2 separate regions of the Homo sapiens genome follow, and region 1 is linked to region 2. A link is a contact called in ENCODE Hi-C data. All regions are on one chromosome and are shown on one strand. Each heading gives the region's core, a stretch centred on a gene start or an enhancer-like site at or near the end of the contact. The rest is flanking DNA. Distances are from core to core; before and after follow the strand shown.

Region 1 (3,005 bases), core at 449-2,948, 36 kb before region 2:
AACCCAGGAGGCAGAGGTTGCAGTGAGCTGAGATTGTGCCACTGCACTGTAGCTTGGGTGACAGAGTCAGACTCTGTCTTGAAAGGAAGGAAAGAAGGAAGGAAGGAGAGAGGAAGAAAGAAAGAAGAAACAAAGAGAAAGAAAGGAAGGAAGGGAGAAAGAAAGAAAAGACAGAGAAAGAAAGGAAGAAGAAAGAGAAAGAAAAAAGAAAGAGAGAAAGAAAGAGAAAGAGGAAGAAAGAAAGAAAACAGAGAGAAAGGAGAGAGACAAAGAAAGTAAGAGAAAGAGAAAGAAAGGAGAAGGAAAGACAAAGAAAGGAGAGAGAAAAAAAAGAAAGAGCAAGAAAGAAAAAAGAAAGAAGAGACAAAGAAAGAAAGAAAACAGAGAAAGTAAGAGAAAGAGAAAGAAGAAAAAGAAATGAGACAAAGAAAGGAGACAGAGAGAAATAGAAAAGAAAGAGAAAGAAGAAAGAAAAAGAAAAGAGAAAGAAAGAGAAAGAAAAGAGAAAGAAGAAATAAGAGAGGGAGAAAGAAAAAAGAAGAAAGAAGAGAGGGAGAAAGAAAGAGAAAGAAAAGGAAGCAAGAAAAAGACAGGAGAGAAAGAAAGAAAGAAAGAAAGAAAAGGCAAATTCCGCAAAACAACAGTAGGCCATAACAGCCTTCCCGTGGGACTTAGGCACAGTGAGAGGGCGTGGGGCGTCCCGGACAGGGTATGGGTTTGTGGGGAAAACGTTTTCTATGACACAAGCCACAAGATGTGCGACACACACAACAGAATAGTCTTCAGCCTGGAAAAGCAAGATGAACCCGGGGGACGTGATGTTGAGGGAAATAAGCCAGGCTCAGACGGACAAATACCGCGTGATCTCACCTCTACGTGGAATGTAAAAAAGTCTAACCCGAGGCAGGTGGATCATGAGGTCAGGCGTTCGAGACCAGCCTGGCCAACATGGCGAAACCCTGTCTCTACTAAAAATAGAAAAATTAGCCGGATGTGGTGGCAGGTGCCTGTCATCCCAGCTACTCGGGAGGCTGAGGCAGGAGAATCGCTTGAACCCGGGAGGCGGAGGTTGCAGTGAGCTGAGATTGTGCCACTGCTCCCCAGCCTGGTGACGGAGTAAGACTCTGTCTAAAAAGAAAGGAAAAAAAGAAAAGAAAAGAAAAGAGAGGAGAGGACAGGGGAGGAGAGGGGAGGAGAGGGGAGGGGAGAGGAGAGGGAGGAGGAGGAGGAGGGGGAGGTGGAGGAGGACGAAGAAGAAGAAGAAAAAAAAGGGGGAAACCGTTGGTAAAATGATACAAAGTTTCAGTTTGACAGAAAGGATGCATTCTAGTGACAGAAGAAAACATTGTAGCCCAGCATGGTGGCAACAGTTAATAGATAATGTATAATTCAAAACTGATAAAAGAACAGATTTTACATGTTTTCACTAAAAAAAGATTAAGCACTTGAAGTGACAGATACGTGAATTAACCTGATGTAATTATTCCACAATGATACATCTATCAAAACGTCATGTTGTGCGCCTTAAAAATATGCAAGTATTGTTTGCCAATTTTATGTAAAGTAAAAAGTTTTTTAAAACACACATAAAACATCTTTGTTCCTGAGCCGGAGTTGTCTGAAACGGTGACTTCTTTTTCTGTATGCCTTTCACCACAGGAAGGAAACCACGAAACCAGTTCCCATTTTAGAATTCAGTAGTGAAGTACAAAGGAAAAAAGTTGAAAAGGGGGATTTTTTGTGTGTGTGTTTGAGATGGAGTCCCACTCTTGTTGCCCGGGCTGGAGGGCAGTGGTGCGATCTTGGCTCACTGCAACCGCCGCCTCCTGGGTTCAAGTGATTCTCCTGTCTCAGCCTCCTGAGTAGCTGGGATGACAGGCGTGCACCACTGTGCCCAGGTAATTTTTGTATTTTTAGTAGAGACGGGGTTTCGCCATGTTGTCCAGGCTGGTCTCAAACTCCTGATCTCAGGTGATCCACCCGCCTCGGCCTCCCAAAGTCCTGGTATTACAGGTGTGAGCCACCGCACCCAGCCAGGGGATGCATTTTTTAAATTTTTTTAAAAATGTAATTTTAATTTAATTTTAGTATTATTATTTTTTGAGATGGAGTCTCGCTGTTTCGCCCAGGCCGGAGTGCAGTGGCGCGATCTCGGCTCACTGCAAGCTCAGCCTCCCTGGTTCACGTCATTCTCCTGCCTCAGCCTCCCGAGTAGCTGGGACTACAGGCGCCCGCCACCACGCCCGGCTAATTTTTTGGATTTTTTTAATAGTGACGGGTTTTCACCATGTTAGCCAGGACGGTCTTCATCTCCTGACCTCGTGATCCCCCTCCCTCAGCCTCCCAAAGTGCTGGGATTACACGCGTGAGCCAATTTTTATTATTTTTGGAGACAGAGTATCACTCTGTCGCCCAGGCTGGAAGGCAATGGCACGATCTCGGCTCACTGCAATGTGTCTCCCGGGGTCAACAGATTCTCCTGCAGTCAGCCTGCTGAGTAGCTGGGATTACACGTGTGAGCCACCGTGCCCAGCCTTGCGAAATGCATTTTCTATACAGCTGCATGACAGCAAACATGATACAGAGAGAAGATCCTTTAGCAGATGTTTGGCAAGAAAAGAGAGGAATTCCACCTAATTCAAAGAAATCAGCCAAGCCTGGCACACACAGCACGTCTCCAGGACACACAGCACGTCTCCAGGACACACAGCTTCCCAATCTTTGTTTTTCTCTACACCCTTCAACTTTCACCCTTGCAAACTCTTTTTTTTAAATTTTATTATTATTATACTTTAAGTTTCAGGGTACATGTGCACAACATGCAGGCTTGTTACATATGTATACATGTGCCATGCTGGTTTGCTGCACCCATGAACTCGTCATTTAACATTAGGTATATCTCCTAATGCTCTCCCTCCCCCCTCCCCCCACCCCACAACAGTCCCCGGTGTGTGATGTTCCCCTTCCTGTGTCCATGTGTTCTCATTGTTCAACTCCCACCTGTG
Region 2 (2,700 bases), core at 21-2,520:
AGAGAGAGAGAGAGAGAGGCAGACACACACACACACACAGACACACACAAGCAGAGAGGTCCAAACAGAAGAGAGGAGAGCAGCTCCTTGCGATAGAGAAAGAGACAGAGACAGAGGGACAGAGAGAGACAGAGGGACAGAGAGAGACAGAGAGACAGACAGACAGACACACACACACAGACAAGTCTGAAGAGAAAAAAAGAGAGGAGAGCAGCTCCTTGAGAGAGAGACAGAGACAGAGACAGAGAGAGAGACAGACAGAGAGGAAGAGACAGACAGACAGATATAGAGAGAGACAGAGGGACAGAGAGAGACAGTGAGACAGACAGACAGACAGACACAGGCACACACACTCGTCCAAACAGAAGAAAGGAGAGAGGAGAGCAGCTCGTTGTGAGAGACAGAGAGACAGAGACAGAGGGACAGAGAGAGAGACAGAGAGAGAGAGATGGACAGAGAGAGAGGGAGAGAGAGACAGACTGAGAGACACAGAGACAGAGAGAGAGAGAGACAGAGGGACAGAGACAGACAGAAACACAGACACACACGCAGGTCCTAACAGAAGAAAGGAGGAGAGCAGCTCCTTGCGAGAGAGAGAGAGAGAGAGAGAGAGAAAGAGACAGAGGGACAGAGACAGAAAGACAGACACACACACGTCTCAACAGAAGAAAGGAGGAGAGCAGCTCCTTGCGAGAGAGAGAGAGAGAGAGAGAGAGAGAGAGAGAAAGAGACAGAGGGACAGAGACAGAAAGACAGACACACACACGTCTCAACAGAAGAAAGGAGGAGAGCAGCTCCTTGCGAGAGAGAGAGAGAGAAAGAGACAGAAAGACAGACACACACACGTCTCAACAGAAGAAAGGAGGAGAGCAGCTCCTTGTGAGAGAGAGAGAGAGAGAGAGAGAGAGAGAGAGAAAGGGGGAGGGGGAGAGGGAGTGGGGGAGAGTGAGGGAGAGGGAGGGAAGGGGAGGGAAGGGGAGGGAGGGAAGGAGAGAGAGAGAGAGAGAAAGAGAGCCAAAAAGGTGGGAGGCACCTGACCTCTGCAGACTTTATAGGCAGGCTGGTGAAGGCGGTGTTTCATTTACGTAGGGCTCAAAGATTGGTTCCATCCGGCATGACATCCATAGAGTGCGTGGGGAAGGCTGGTCGCCCCACCCTAATCTTAAGCAAATGGGATTTCCAGTTGATCGGCGCCATCTTGTCTGCTTTTCTTACTGTACATGCGGTTGACAAAGAGGAGGGAAGATGGAGCCGCCATCTTGAACGTGTCTAGTCTCTAGTTCCTGCCGGGAAGATGGAGCCGCCATCTTGAAGGTGTCTAGTCCGTAGTTCCTGCCGGGAAGATGGAGCCGCCATCTTGAACGTGTCTAGTCCCTAGTTCCTGCCGGGAAGATGAAGACGCCATCTTGAAGGTGTCTAGTCCGTAGTTCCTGCCGGGAAGATGGAGCCGCCATCTTGAACGTGTCTAGTCCCTACGTTTTGCCGGCATTCACCCGTGCAAGCTCCCAGCTGGCTTGTCTATGTCTGCAGCTCGATGCAGCTCAATTTTACAGACTGCTCTTTGTTAGAAAATGATTTGGGGCTGGTTTTCATTAAAGAGAAAAGCCTTACTAAGGACTTCCATAGCCTTACCATCTGCCTAAGTGATTTCTTCTTAACTCCTATATAAATGTCTTTATTTCAATTCTCACGATGCCAAAAAAAAAAAAAAAAAAATTGAGGCTCGGTCCTTGCTGTAAAATGCATGCAAAATAATTTGCACTCTGTCAACTTCAAGTTCAGTATAATTTATACATCCTCAACAATGGTTAGACTTGGAAACTGGGCATTTCAAATCAATCAAATGGTTGATGATACCTAGATATACAAGCTGAGTCCTACTTAGTGGATTTAGCCACAGTGAATTCATTAATTTACTCACTATCTTTGTCTACCATTTCAGTAAACCTGTTTTCTGAGCTATATCTCCTACATATTGTATTATACTATATTATATTATCTGTATTATTTTAACAAAATATGTATACTAGCCTGGTATGGTGGCTCATGCCTATAATCCCAGCACTTTGAGAGGCCAAGGCAGGAGGATCACTTGAGACCAGGAATTTGAGACCAGCCTGGGCAACATAGTGAGACTTTATCTCTACAAAAGAAAAAGAGATATATGTATACTATCTTTAAATGTAGCTTATATCTGCTAATACGCAAATACAGAAATATACAACAAAGGAAGATAAACAAGATGTGAATCCTAATATAAAGTGTTTTTTTAAAAAAGTCTATAGTTGATTAAAGACTGTATTTACTGGAATTTTATAAATCCCCCCCAGTGTGTTATAAATTAATAATTTGCTATATTTATTTGTGTGCTGTCTGTGTAATTCAATTATTAATGAATACATTTGTTACATATAAATAATAAAATCTCCATCTCTGACCGCAGCCAACGCTTCATGTTAATATACTGAGAACAGCACATTAATAATGAAATAAAGGTAGAGTAAATAATGGTATTGCAGCTGCCAAGCATTTGTTGTTATTCAAACGCTTCAAAGTAATGTCTGAAAATGCAAGTTTTGAGCTCAAACTTTGGCCTGGAAGTATATTGCAAGCCCACCCTTATATGAATTAAAAGGGAGGTGCAGGGCTGGGCGCGGTGGCTCATGCTGGTAATCCCAGCACTCTGGGAGGCCAAGGTGG

The links. Hi-C counts contacts between places; a loop is a spot of excess contacts on that map. Pooled maps may share reads with other maps.
Region 1: a loop to region 2 is called in a map of GM12878, with 7 times the contacts of the local background. The contact joins two enhancer-like sites. A Hi-C loop is called at or near these places in 2 of 168 maps with a recorded cell type or tissue (both GM12878), 21 of 37 single-sample maps with no recorded cell type and 8 of 50 pooled maps.

The regions. Positions count from the first base shown.
Region 1 is chrX:1,025,149-1,028,153 of GRCh38, reverse strand. No RefSeq gene overlaps it. Among named protein-coding and RNA genes, the nearest start is that of CRLF2, 190 kb to the left of the region's middle. Within about 2 kb of position 1,698, at least 4 of the 41 ENCODE cell types and tissues checked have a DNase peak (open chromatin) inside an H3K27ac peak, as active enhancers do.
Region 2 is chrX:988,766-991,465 of GRCh38, reverse strand. No RefSeq gene overlaps it. Among named protein-coding and RNA genes, the nearest start is that of CRLF2, 220 kb to the left of the region's middle. Within about 2 kb of position 1,270, at least 11 of the 41 ENCODE cell types and tissues checked have a DNase peak (open chromatin) inside an H3K27ac peak, as active enhancers do.